Regions from separate parts of the Homo sapiens genome. Here all the other regions are linked to region 2. The links are chromatin contacts, found by Hi-C or POLR2A ChIA-PET in ENCODE. All regions are on one chromosome and are shown on one strand. The core of a region is the stretch at or near the end of the contact, and the rest is flanking DNA. Distances in the headings are between cores, read along the strand shown. Region 1 holds the start of DNAJC28 (DnaJ heat shock protein family (Hsp40) member C28). Region 2 has its middle 7.9 kb from the start of OLIG1. Region 3 holds the start of EPCIP (exosomal polycystin 1 interacting protein).

Evidence for each region. Hi-C counts contacts between places; a loop is a spot of excess contacts on that map. ChIA-PET counts read pairs that join two places held with the same protein, here RNA polymerase II (POLR2A). Pooled maps may share reads with other maps.
Region 1: a loop to region 2 is called in a pooled map, with 4 times the contacts of the local background. The contact joins the promoter of DNAJC28 here to the enhancer-like site in region 2. A Hi-C loop is called at or near these places in 2 of 50 pooled maps. POLR2A ChIA-PET finds 5 or more read pairs at or near these places in 2 of 52 experiments (H1 and OCI-LY7).
Region 3: a pooled map shows a loop between it and region 2 (2.2-fold over the local background). The contact joins the promoter of EPCIP here to the enhancer-like site in region 2. A Hi-C loop is called at or near these places in 1 of 50 pooled maps. POLR2A ChIA-PET finds 5 or more read pairs at or near these places in 2 of 52 experiments (HepG2 and activated T-cell).

Annotation. Positions count from the first base shown.
Region 1 is chr21:33,489,202-33,493,729 of GRCh38, reverse strand. It overlaps DNAJC28 (DnaJ heat shock protein family (Hsp40) member C28), which reads left to right and starts at 2,014. Exons shown (of 2, transcript NM_001040192.3): 1 at 2,014-2,128; 2 at 4,306-4,528. The coding sequence starts at 4,337.
Region 2 is chr21:33,075,709-33,080,458 of GRCh38, reverse strand. No RefSeq gene overlaps it. Among named protein-coding and RNA genes, the nearest start is that of OLIG1, 7.9 kb to the right of the region's middle. Within about 2 kb of position 1,303, at least 2 of the 41 ENCODE cell types and tissues checked have a DNase peak (open chromatin) inside an H3K27ac peak, as active enhancers do.
Region 3 is chr21:32,811,537-32,815,993 of GRCh38, reverse strand. It overlaps EPCIP (exosomal polycystin 1 interacting protein), which reads left to right and starts at 2,291. Exons shown (of 4, transcript NM_001162495.3): 1 at 2,291-2,402.

The sequences.
Region 1 (4,528 bases), core at 765-3,264, 410 kb before region 2:
GTGCATTTAGAAGCAAGGCTGGGAGAAGGATGAGATTGAGAGATATAAGGCACCTTACTGGGCCTGGAAGCAGAAGAGGGGGATGGCTACTGGCAACTTTTAGGAAGTTTTGCTTGGTGGCTTTTTTTTTTTTTGAGACAGTGTCTCGCACTGTCACCTGGGCTGGAGTGCAGTGGCGCAATCTCAGCTCACTGCAACCTCCACCTCCAGGGTTCAAACGATTCTCCTGCCTCAGCCTCCCGAGTAGCTGGGATTACAGGCATGCGCCACCACGCCCATCTAATTTTTTGTATTTTTAGAGAGATGGGGGTTTTCCGTGTTGGTCAGGCTGGTCTCAAACTCCCGACCTCAGGTTATCCACCTGCCTCAGCCTCCCAAAGTGCTGAGATTACAGGCGTGAGCACTGCGTCTGGCCTTATTTTTCTTTTTAAAAATTTTTTAGTGGCCAGGTCTTTTTTTTTTTAGACGGAGTCTGGCTCTGTCGCCCAGGCTGGAGTGCAGTGGCACGATCTAGGCTCACTGCAAGCTCCGCCTCCCGGGTTCACGCCATTCTCCTGCCTCAGACTCCCGAGCAGGTGGGACTACAGGCGCCCGCCACCACACCTGGCTAATTTTTTGTATTTTTAGTAGAGACGGGGTTTCACCGTGTTAGCCAGGATGGTCTCGATCTCCTGACCTCGTGATCCGCCCGCCTCGGCCTCCCAAAGTGCTGGGATTACAGGCGTGAGCACCGCGCCCGGCCAGAAATCCTATTTTCTTTCACATGAGTTATTTTGTTGATTGTTTGCTTATAACTAAAGCCCTCAGAATCAGAGTTTATACTGTATCTTTTTCTGTGTTCCTACATAGATGGCAATAAATGATTCTAATGTTTATGATGTAGAAGCTGAGGAGGCTAATACCTATTTCTGGCTCCTTTTAGGAGACACAGTCATAACAAAAAATATTGCTTAATGTGCGAGGCACAGTGCCAAGTGGTTTACATACATTGTGTAATTCTCCCCCTAAAAAAGTCAATGAAGTTGATACAATTATTATTTCATTATATGTAAAATAGGGAAAATAACAGCATTTATCTCAGAGGGCTGTTGTAAAGATTAAATGAATGCCTGTAATCCCAGCACTTTGAAAGGCCGAGGCAGGCAGATCACCTTAGCTCAGGGGTTCGAGACCAGCCTGGCCAACATGGTGAAACCTGGTCTCCACTAAAAATACAAAAAAATTAGCTGGGCATGGTGGTGCGCGCCTGTAATTCCAGCTACTCGGGAGGCTGAGGCAGGAGAATAGCTTAAACCCGGGAGGTGGAGGTTGCAGCGAGCCGAGATCGCGCCACCACACTCCAGCCTGGGCGACAGAGCGAGACTCTGTCTCAAAAAAAAAAAAAAAAAAGTAAATGAGAATATACATAAAGCACTTAGCACAATGGCATACTATTTACTATAGTTTACTATTTATTGCAACTCTCATTTTGCAGGTATCTTGCCTAAGGTGCAAGCAGAAGAAACAGGATTTTCAACCCAGATCTGAAAACTCCCAAGCCTCTGCCTTTTTCTTTTTATCCTTTTTCTTTTTCCTTGTTAAAAAACTTGCTTCCTGTACAGAGAGGGGAAATGCTCAGTCCCCACGTCAGTGGTTGAACTCCAAGCCAGAAGATCCCTATTTTGATTTTGTCCTCTGGCCTGTCGCCAGCCCCTCAACAGTACTTGAATTAATAAAAGGGCAGGTTTTAAGCCTCATGTATCTGCGCAGGTGACTCCTTCTGTGACCCCGAATAAACCTGTTCCGGTCCCGTTCCGGGGAAACAGCCTTGCCTTCCCCTGCCCCCAGAAAGTTACCCTCGCCCTCCGAGCCACAACTCCCCACGCCGCCAACTCGGTCTTTACATCATTTTCGACGCCCCCTAAGTCCCTCCCGAGAGGCGCAGGCGCACATCGCCCCTTCTAGCGAACTACATCTCCCACAATCCCAATCGGCCGGACCACCTCCGCTCGGGGCGGGGACGGAGGTGGAGCTGGTGGTCCCCGGTCGGGACGAAGGCTCCCGAGGTGCCCTGCCTGGGTCCTCCGGGGTAAAGTTCGTTTGGCGGAAGATTGTCCGTTTTCCTGGTAAGGTCACCTGTCCCAATCAGGTACGATTCTGCCTTCCGTACCCCCGAGCCCCTCAGTGTAAAGTGGCAAATGGTCTAGCCCGGCGGAGGCACCAGCTGGAGGCGGTGGGAGGGACACCCGCAGTGAAGGGCGGACCGCGCACGCATGCGCAGAGGCGCGGCAGGGGGGCGGGAGCCGCGGAACCCCTACCCCAGGTCTGCGCAGGTGAGGAGGGGGCGGGGCAGGACCGACCTCCCTTGCCATGATAACCACCTTCGCAGCCGGCTCCCAGACCGTTGGCACCGATTGCCTAGAAAATAGGGGGTCTCAGGAGCTCCGTTTTAGCGTTTATATATCCCAATTCCAATTAAGCCACTTCCAGTATTTTTTGGCCATTGTCAGTGTACAAGTCTTCCTCCTCTTCGAGACCATGTTATTGCAATAGCAGCAAACGTGTTGGGAGGCCTCACAATTCATCATGGTTTTTCTGGCCTCTGGCAGATAGCTCCTTCCTAGCGAGCTGTGGAGCTTAAAGTCTTTTGGACACTTGATTCTATTCAATCCAGTATCAGACCAGGTACGTACCTTGTCCATAAGTCGTCTTATGAGAAGACTTCTTGAGATGATGCAGACTCTCGTGCAGTTTATAATCGGCTGGAGGTATAGACAGTTAAGCAAGCCTCCTTTTTTACTGTGCCCACCCCTAACCATTTTGCTTACACCTTGTTATGGGACTTGGTTAAATTGCTTAACCTTCCGGACCTACGTTTTCTCATTAAATGAGAAGATTGGATTAGATGATCTCTAAGAACTTTCCACTTGTAAAATATACGGTTAGTTAGTGAGGGGTAGAATCCAGATTCTATCTATCTATATTTTTTTGAGACAGAGTCTCACTCTGTTGCCCAGGCTGGAGTGCAGTGGCACGATCTCGGTTCACTGCAACCTCCACCTCCCGGGTTCAAGCGATTCTCTTGCCTCAGCCTCCCGAGTAGCTGGGACTGCAACCTCCAGTTAATTTTTGTATTTTTAGTAGAGACAGGGTTTTGCCATGTTAGCCAGGCTGATCTCGAACTCCTGACCTCAGGTGATCCACCCACCTCGGCCTCCTAAAGTACTGGGATTACAGGCGTGTGCCACCGTGCCTGGCCCCACAATATGTTAACACTAAACTTCATCAGCTTCCACTTTTCTGCCCACATCAGTGAAATATAGCTATAAGAATGCAGCTGGTGGGGCTGGGTGCGGTGGCTCACGCCTGTAATCCCAGCACTTTGGGAGGTCGAGGCGGGCAGATCACAGGGTCAGGAGATCGAGACCATCCTGGCTAACACGGTGAAACGCCGTCTCTACTAAAAATACAAAAATTAGCCAGGAGTGGTGTCGTGCACCTGTAATCCCAGCTACTTGGGAGGCTGAGGCAGGAGAATCGCTTGAACCCGGGAGGCAGAGGTTGCAGTGAGCCGAGATCATGCCATTGCACTCCAGCCTGGGTGAGACTCTGTCTCAAAAAAAAAAAAAAGAAAAGAAAAGAAAAGAAAAAAGAATGTGGCTGGGCACAGTGGCTCACCCCTATAATCCCAGCACTTTGGGAGGCAGAAACTGGCAGATCGTTTGAGCTCAGGAGTTGGAGACCAGGGTGGGCAACATGACGAAACCCCATCCCTACAAAAATACAGAAATTAGCCAGGTGTGGTGGTGCACGCCTGTAGTCCTAGCAACATGAGAGGCAGAGGTGGGAGGATCACTTCAGCCCAGGAGGTTGATGCTGCAGTGAGCCACGATTGTGCCACTGCACTCCAGCATGGGCAACAGAGCAAGACCCTGTCTCAGACAAAAAAAAAAAAAAAAAAGGCTGAGCGCAGTGGCTCATACCTGTAATCCCAGCACTTTGGGAGGCCGAGGCGGGCAGATAACCATGTCAGGATATCCAGACCAGCCTGGGCGATATGGTGAAACCCCTTCTCTACTAAAAATACAAAAAAATTAGCTAGGCGTGGCTCTGGAGGTGGAGGCACCACTGCACTCCAGCCTGGGTGACAGAGCGAGACTCTGTCTCAAAAAAAAAAAAAAAAGGAAAAAGTTGACAGCAGCATTCAAAAGAACTGCCCCTTGTTGTACTTATAAATTCATGCTGTATCTTTTACCTTATTGCTGAAAATAAGAAATTAACTGATAATACAACTTTGTTCAACCTATATTTGTTGTCGTTTTATAGGTCATTGCTAGGAAGAACTCTGGGTACAATAATGAATACAATGTATGTGATGATGGCTCAGATCTTAAGATCTCACCTGATAAAGGCTACAGTGATTCCTAATCGAGTGAAAATGCTTCCATATTTTGGTATCATTAGAAATAGAATGATGTCAACCCATAAATCCAAAAAGAAGATCAGAGAATATTATAGACTGCTGAACGTGGAGGAAGGATGCTCTGCA
Region 2 (4,750 bases), core at 54-2,553:
TGGGGCAGCTGTGGGAAACTAGGGGGAGGAGAGCAGGGCGTTTGCTGTTGGAATCTGAGAAAAATTGGTAGCACTGCTCCTGTCTGTATTTAAACATTTTATATTTTGTTCATCATGAATTTCTGCATCAATTTTGATTTTATATATATACACACATATGCGTGTGTATATACGTGTGTGTATATATGTTTATGTGTGTATGTATATATATATTTTTTATTAAAATATATATATATTTTATTAAAATATATATATATTTTAATAAAAAATATATATATTTTAAATTGAGACTGAGTCTCACTCCAGACTGGAGTGCAGTGGCACCATCTCAGCTCACTGCATACCTCCGCCTCCCAGGTTCAAGAGATTCTCGTGCCTCAGCCTCCTGAGTATCTGGGACTACAGGTGCCTGCCACCATGCCCGGCTAATTTTTGTATTTTTAATAGAGATGGGATTTCACCATGTTGGCCAGGCTGGTCTTGAACTCCTGACCTCAGGTGATCCACCCGCCTTGGCCTCCCAAAATGCTGGGATTACAGGCGTGAGCCACTGTGCTCAGCCTTTACAAAAAAATTGTATTAAAATACTCTTTATCATGATAGCTGAGTTTTTTGGTGCCCCCTTCAATTTTGTGCCCAAAGGAAGTGCCTCACTTACCTCATCCTGGCCCTATTTGCTTCTCAAGGCCCACTTTCTCCTTAAGACCCAGGTAGCAAAAAGCAGTTCTAATCTAACTATTGTATTTTACTTTGGGAGACAAACTTAATTAACTTAATCAGAATATTTTTCTGACTCTGTCCTGTCAACCAGTTTGAAATGGCAAATTAATTAATGAGTCTGAACCAAAATATAGTTACTATTTAAAACCTTAACATTAATAAAATCTTGGTTCTCCCTTCCCTTCCCTTCCTTTCCCTTCCCTTCCCTTCCCTTTTCTTTTCTTTCCTTTTTTATTTTAACAAGTGTTTCTGTGTAGGAAACACAGGCTGAAACCTGCTTTGGGTAACATGCTCTGAATTTAGATGACCACAAAATCTATTTTGAGAAATAATCGCTCACTTATTAACCACTCACTCGTGCCAACACCTAGTAGGTGGGCGCTCAATAAGTGTTTGTTGGCCAAAGGAATGACTATTGGGGACGGACCCCAGCCTCACTGGCAGGGAGAGCCTGGCCCCCAGCACCTTGCCGGGGAGGCTCCTCTGGGCCTGACTGAGCCCCATTCAGCCCCCATGTGCAGAGGATGACTCAGCCTGTGACTTCATTCACCCAGCCTGGTGTTTATCCACTCACCACAAACCGGTTGATACTGTTTGGAGCTACCCCGAGGTGACGCTCTGCTGGTGGAGAATGACATGCAGTCAGCTTGTGGCCTCTGGGGCCAAAACAGCTGAAATGCTGTGGCTTCTGAAGAACCCATTGTCTGCTAGTCAAGCGTGAGGACAAGGAAGGTTCTGGTGCTGCCCCCCAGCTCCCTCTGAGAGGCATTTTGGCTTCCATGTGGGTGCGGGACAGACCACAGCAGGGGGCCCTAGCAGGGCTCTGACCCCAAGCGTGGAAGAATGGACCCTGGCATGGGGATCCCTCATAGAAGCCCCTCAAAAAATACTGTGGGGGTCCAGATAGAGCTGGAAGGAGCTGAGGAGTTTAGAAGGCAGCTTTGCTCATTCCAAATGCATTCTTACTTGGTACCATCTGATGCTGTCATGGACCCTCTTAATAGATTGCAAGAGAAGATGGGAATGACGGAGCATACACTGGTGCTTTTTTTTTTTTCTTTTGAGACAGAGTCTTACTCTGTTGCCCAGGCCAGAGTACAGTGGTGTGATCACAGTTCACTGCAGCCTCAGCTTCCTGGACTCAGGTGATTCTCCCAACTCAGCCTCCCCAGTGGCTGGAACTACAAGCACACCACAACACACCATGCCACTAAGTTTTTGTATTTTTTGTAGAAACGGGGTTTTGCCATGTTGCCCAAGCTGGTCTTGAACTCCTGGGCTGAAGCCATCCTCCCATCTCAGACTCCCAAAGTGCTGGGATTACAGGCATGAGCCACCGCGCCTGGCCTCACACTAGTGCCTTTGAAAGCAGCTGTCACAGTACACATCACCATGGAAATAATTTCCAGACAATGGAAAAAATTCTATCAGTGGCAACAAGAAAAGCATTGGCAGGTACAATAGGCACTATGCTTAACGGTTTATCCCACTGCCTCATTTAACCCCCAAGGAGGTGGGTCCTGTTATTACCCTGACCTTACAGAGGAGGAGACTGAGGCACCAGAGCTCAAGTAGCCTACTGAGGTCACACATGAGCCTACATGAGCCATGGAGTGGAGTGACCAACTGGAGGCACGACCAAATCGGGCAACACACAGCCAGGATCTTAAAGGGAAGAGATGACCAGGAGGAGGGAAGACAGGAGGATGGGAGAGGAGATTGGTGCCTGATTGTGTTTGGACACAGTAGGGTTCTTATGAGCGGAGGATGGGAGGGGGAAGGTTGAGCATCCATCTCTCCCATCTCCTGTGGCCAGGTCTGTTACAGCAGCCAGCCCTGCACGCCTTCCCCAACAGCCTCGCTGGGGCAGTTCATGGTTCAAAGCCTACAGCCCTCCATCTGAGTTACTGTGAGTCTGTGTGAATATAAAATACAAAAGGCATCTCTGATGCCCTCACAGCCCCTAGAACCATGGAGACCATGGTCATAAGTGAATTCAAAAGTTGTCTATTAAACGGGGTGCTGTAATGTTCCATTTTATTTTTTCCTACACTGGACACCTGTGCACTGATAGAGACTCATATATAGGCTGTACCTTCTGCCCATGGCTGTGGGGAACCAGGACTGCAGAGGAAGCATGTGAGTGAAGCCACCGGAAGCAAGCAAATGGAACAAAACCAGCACCACGACCACCACCACCACCACCACCACCATCACCACCATCACCACAATACAAATACTCTCTTTGATTGGTCCTCTGGGTAGATAAAATGTTATCAAATCACCTCCAAGCTTTCTTTACTGATTCTTCATCTGCTCAAACTATTTTTTAAGATTTGAACAGAATGACACCTAATGATCACTGTCTGAGGAGTTTAGGGTTTTTATTTTCTTGCCTGTAACACTCAGTGGTGACCAGGACGAGGAGCATGTATGTGTTGAAGGGTGCGGGCTGCGTGAAGCCTCCCTTCTGCCCCATCCGCAATCCCTGACATCTCACTACTCACATTCTTAGATCAGTCTCCGCCAGGTCTGAACATTTTGGAAATAAAAATCAGATAAAAATGAAAAAGTGAAACTGAAAAAAAAAGAAAGCTAAAAGTGAAATGACCTAAAAGAATGACCCCATGGTCTCAGGCTCAAGAAAGAGGAGACAGGGAGTGGCGAGACGTTGACGCCTGGATCATGCATTGGTTAGACATGCAATTAATAGAAGCAGCCACAGCCAGGCATGGGGCGGGCACTGGGGTACAGGTGGGGTTTCCCAGCCTTGCCCCAAGAGCTAAGGGGAGGAAGGAAAATGACCCCTCTCCACATTACAGCAATGACAGAGAGGACAACCCTTGGGGGCTCTCTTTCTTCTAGACAGAGCCTCATTTCTTTCTGTGTCTGGCTGCTACAACTTCCCTGAACTGGCTTCAGCTTCTTCTGTCTCTGTATCTTCATGTTTCTGTTTTCTCATCTGTAAAATGGGGATAACGCTGGTGCCTACAAAATGAAAGCATGCATGTAAAATGCTTACAACCCTGCTTGGTGCCCGATAACACAATGAGCTCTTATCAGCACCATTGTTATTTTTATTTCTGGTAGTAATGCTCTGCCATTTCTGCAGAGTAGCTTCTCCTTCCCACCTGCCTGCCCCCAGGTGAGTTGGCTTTTCTTTTTTCTTTCTTTTTAACCTCACAGACAAGTCTTCTCATCTGCTCTTGTGATTTTGAAGTCTCCAGGTCCTATGACTTTGGCATTCTCTAAGGAGCTACCCACATCACTTAGAAGCTTCTGGGACACAACAGCCCTTATTGAATCCCAGTGCTGGGAGCCTGTTTCCTGGGCCCCATGGCTTGCCTTGGACTGGTGCTCCAGGTACAGGGCCTGTCAGGGGCGTCTGTCCTCTATTTCAGGCCACCACTGCAGAGGGGCCTGTTGGGGAATCACTCGTGTCCATGAAAAACACTCAACAAAAAGATGCCGACGACGTTGACACAGGTTCCAGCAGGGTCAGAATGTCTAGTTTCCACATGAAAACACTGTGAGGCAGCCAGGAGGAGAAAGTCTCTGAAGCTGTGCCTTCAGAAGCCGTTTTCTCCTTGCACCCTGCTGCCCTTGTCTGTCAGCCGTCTGCTTGCTCACTTTCAGAAACTCGAATGACAAACCTGCAACCGTCAGAGGATCTCTCACAGAGGTGGCCTTGCCTCTGCCACTCCCTGTCACCAGTCTGGGCCTCTCTTGGGGCTAGGGGGCGAGGCTGCCGAGAAAGTTCAGGTGACTCAACTGCAGTCAGGTCAGCCAGCAAGGGATTTGTCCTGAGCCTATCTCTCCTGGATGCCACCAGCAGGGCCAGCCTACAGGCTGAGCAGAGAGGCTGGAAGAGACCAGAGGACCGAGATTTTCCAGGGGAGGGCAGAAGAACATGCTCAGCTCTGGGTGGGGACCTCCTGTTGGGATTCCCATTCCTTGTCTCACCAGGACAGACCAAGGAAGCAGCCCGTGCTTCCCCAAAGCAGGCGCTAGTCCCTGGCATTACTGCCTC
Region 3 (4,457 bases), core at 1,042-3,541, 270 kb after region 2:
CAGCTCTACCTTTCAACAAAGTATTATTATACCCACTTTATAGATAAGGAAACTGAGGCTTATAAAGTTTAAATAATGTGCAAGAAGGTAACAGACTCAAGGTTTGAACCAAGATCCACTTTGCTATTCTTACATGGTAGAATTCATATATGTGCTTTGCTGAAACTGATCACCCAACAATAGCAGCCTCTCTCTATTCTCAATTCCCTTTATTCTGGCTGTGATTCACTGGCTTTCCAAATGGCTGAATAGGCCTGGGACTCTTCCACCTCCAAACCTTTGCTCCAGCAATTTTCTTAATTACTTGAGTTCCTTTATCCTGTGGGCCACCGAGAAGCCATTTGTGCCAGGCTCTCTGGGTGCAGAAAGGAGGAAGGATATATCCATCAGCTTGGATCCGCAGTTCATCAAATAATCACTCCATGAGAGATCGTTGTCCTTTCCCCCACATCTGACCATGCAGATCTCAGCCATCCCTTAAGGCCTAGATCCAAAACTACCTCTCCCCAAGGACTTCACCAGTCTCCCTGGCAAAGGCCGACCTTCACTGGGATTCCCCTGCATTGTGTCTGTATCTCCCTTCAAACATTTCCCAGATGCAACTTACATAATTGCCCCTCCTATAGTATAACTTCCTTAAAGACAAGAACCATGACATTGATCTCTGTGCCCCTTAAATCTCCTGGCACAGTGCATGTGTGTGGTAAGGATTCAGTAGATGAATAATAAATAAATGAATGAATAAATTTCCCTACTGAGGTGCTCTCTTCTTTAACATATTGGAGAATCTGTATCTGGGTAATTACAAATCAATTGCTCCAGACTCCTAGTGCTTTTAATTAGCAAGATTTTTCTTTATCTCAGCAGTCCCCTTCTTGGCACTAGAGACCAGTTTCATGGAAGATAATTTTTCCACAGACAGGCAGGGGTAGGAGGTGGTTTGGGGATGATTCAAGCGATTACATTTATTGTGCACTTTGTATTATTATTGCATTATAATATATAATGAAATACTTATACCACTCACCATAATGTAGAATCAGTGAGAGCCCTGAGCTTGTTTTCTTGCAACTAGACTGTCCCATCTAGGGGTGATGGGAGACAGTGACAGATCATCAGGCATTAGATTCTCATATGGAGCATGCAACCTAGATCCCTCGCATACACAGTTCACAATAGTTCACAATAGAATAGCATTCTCAATTCAATCCTATGAGAATCTAATGCCACTGCTGATCTGACAGAAGGCAGAGCTCAGGTGGTAATGTGATTGATAGGGAGCGGCTGTAAATACAGATGAAGCTTCTTCTCTTGCTCACCCACTGCTCAACTCCTACTGTAGCATGGACTGGTACCAGTCCGTGGCCTGGAGATCGGGGACCCCTGCCTTATCTTTTTTTCCCATATTTAGTGAGACTTCATCAGTTGTTAAGGCCCAGGTATTTATCTTCCCTTAAAATACATATATTGAAACCTAATCCTTAATGTGATAGCATAGGAGGTGGAGATGTTGGAATGTGATTAGGTCATGAGGGTGGAGCCCTTATGAATGGGATTAGTGCCCTTGTAAGAAGCTGAAGAAACCACAGTTTCCCTTCCACCATGTAAGGACTCAGCTAGAAGGTGCCATCTATGAACCAGGAAGCAGACCCTCACCAGAAAACAAATCTGCCTTGATCTTGGCCTTCCCAGCCTACAGAAATAAATATGTTGTTTGTAAGTTACCCAACTAATGGTATTTTGTTATAGAAGCCCACATGGACTATCAGTTAATGTACATAGAATAATTGTTACCTATTTATTGGTTTTGTGGCTTCTAATATTTTTTTAAATGAATTTTAAAAAAGACAGAGAATAATGTCTATCTTTGGAGTTCAAATGAGTTTTTTTTCTTTGGAACAACTACGATAGGACACTTTATACAGTAGTGCAGGCATTTACCATAAGTAACAATTCATCAGACCAAAAAAGGTGGAATAAATCATGAAAGTAAAAGTATCAAGGAGTCTCCGTACTCTACATTTAATCCATTCAATTTCCTGCTAAAGTAGAATTTCTTCCATTTGTGTCAATCCTTTGGGATCAGCCTACAGCAACAGTCTCCTCAGTTTCTTCTAGAAACTTCCCAGTTTAGAACCCCAAAAGAGTGGTCAGCAGTCACCAAGGCAGGTTCTCTCCTGCGTGTAGTTAATGAGACTGGTAGGCCAGCAGCTTCCTCCTGGTTGCCATGGAAATGACCAGGCTGCTGGCCCTCCGAAGACGGAAAAGAACAGCAAGTGCAAGACCACGCATTCCACCCTGGCTTGCAGATTAAACCAGCTGTCAAGCCAGGGTGAAGGATCCGTGGCCAGGCAGAGGTCTGTGGAGTGGAGAGGCGAGGCCTCACGGTGGAACTCTCAGATGTAAGTAATTTCTGTGTTCTTCTTTTTTAAAAAGCATGTCTAGTCTGACAGTTTTTCAGAGCTTCAGAATTTCTGCTGCATGGCAGGAACTGTGACGGTTGGAAGAACCATTGTCAGGGTCACCTTCTTGTTGCATTTGCATTTCCTGAACATAATGTACATGTATGAGTGGCTTTCACTATGAAACACTTTTTTAGGCTTCCAGGCATATGAATTCCTCTTTACTGAGATTCTGCCTTTAAAATGAAAGATTTTCAGTGCATTAAGCAAAGAATGACATGGTCTTCTCATTTAAACCCTAAAAAGATAAACTCACTTAAAGCTAATATAACAGATAGCTCCTTGAAATCTTGTCTCTATTTTAAAACATCTGGCTAGACTTTTCCATTAGTCTTCAATGCTAAATAACAATTAAGGAAAAGAGATATGATATCTCTTTTCCTTATTGTGATCACAAACAAAGAAAAGTGAGAACTCCCAAAACACCGGCTGATACTGTTTCTTTGCTCTGTTTTATCTTTTAATAATATTATATTTACTGCCTATTTACACACCAGGCTTTATAGAGTTTGCTGATTAGAAAACAAAGAAAAGAAAGTAAGCTAAGATGAGCATTAACATTTGGATTGGATAGTTCGTGTTTTTAAAAAATTGGTCTTTTATTCAAAAGTGAAAAAGCATGATAAATAATGTAGCAAAAGGCAAGATGAAGAGGGGAATGTTTTAATTCAAAATGAGTAGAACATATACAGTCTTGCATTTATTTCTTTGTTTAATAAGCATATTTTTGGAAAGCTTTTAGCAAAAAGTATGTTGGTGTATACTGAGGACAGGAAATGTTTCAAAAACATTGTGCATAATATTTATAAAAAACCCACCCTTAAAAAATACCAAAAAAAAGACTTCATTTGTTTGAAAATTTTTTACCGAAAAGAGCCATCCTTGAGAAGTTTTTTGCTTTTTTTTAGTCTAAATAATGCAATATGTTTGGAAGGAAAAAAAAAGACTTTTCATTACTTTTTTTTCTGACAGAAATTGGGCATTTTCTGAAAATAACAGTTTCAATAAAGTATTTATGGAAATGAGTGCTTTTCAAGAGCTGACTTGGATTTCTCATCTTTCTTTTCCACACTAATATTTTTCACTGCTTAAAGCTGCCACATTATCAGCTTTTAAAATTCAGTGCCCAGTGGCTTGTGTCTGTGTCTGTGGGAGCTAATAGGTCAATAGGCCCCAGTGGGAAGAACAGGCAGGCCTCACAGTTCTGTGGGCGTGGGACCAAGGGGCAGCTGTGCAAAGCTGTGGATGTGAACCCCAGTGATGCAATTAACTGAGTGTCTACCAAGTCACTCAAGGGGAAAGCCTGAAGGATTTGCACTCATTGCCTAATTCACTCTCTCAAGGACTGTGTCAAGTAGAAAAGTACGGTAGCCACATATTTTAGTTAGGACTTCCCAGTGGCTCACTCTCTGAGAATTCTTTGTCCCACATTCCATACCTATGTTAGCAGAAGCAGCACTCTGCTCATATTGTCCTCTATTCTGATTATGAACTTAAGAACAGAAATTTCTTTCTTATGGTTCTGGAGACTGGGAATTCCAAGGTCAAGGGGCCTGCATCTGGCAAGGGCATTCTTGCTGTTTCATTCCATGGTGGAAGGTGAAAGGGCAAGAGAACATGTGCACACACATAAGAGAGACAGAGAGAAAGGGGGTCAAATTCATCCTTTTATTTGAAACCTATTCCCATGGTGACCAACCCACTCCTCAATAACAGCATTAATCCATTCATGAGGGCACCGCCCTCTTAAAGGTCACCCCTTAAAGCTCCCACTTCTCAACACTGTTGCACTGGGGATTAAGTTTCCAACACGTGAACTTTAGGAAACACATTCAAATCATAGCATTTAGCATGAGGGTTCTATACACATATAGGTTAAAGGCTACAGCATCTAGTAATAGAATACAATGCATGGAATCTCACTTGAATAGGCCCAAGACCCTGGGGTAGGAAATAGCGCTGTAATTTCCACCATGACTCTTCAGAGTATAGTTG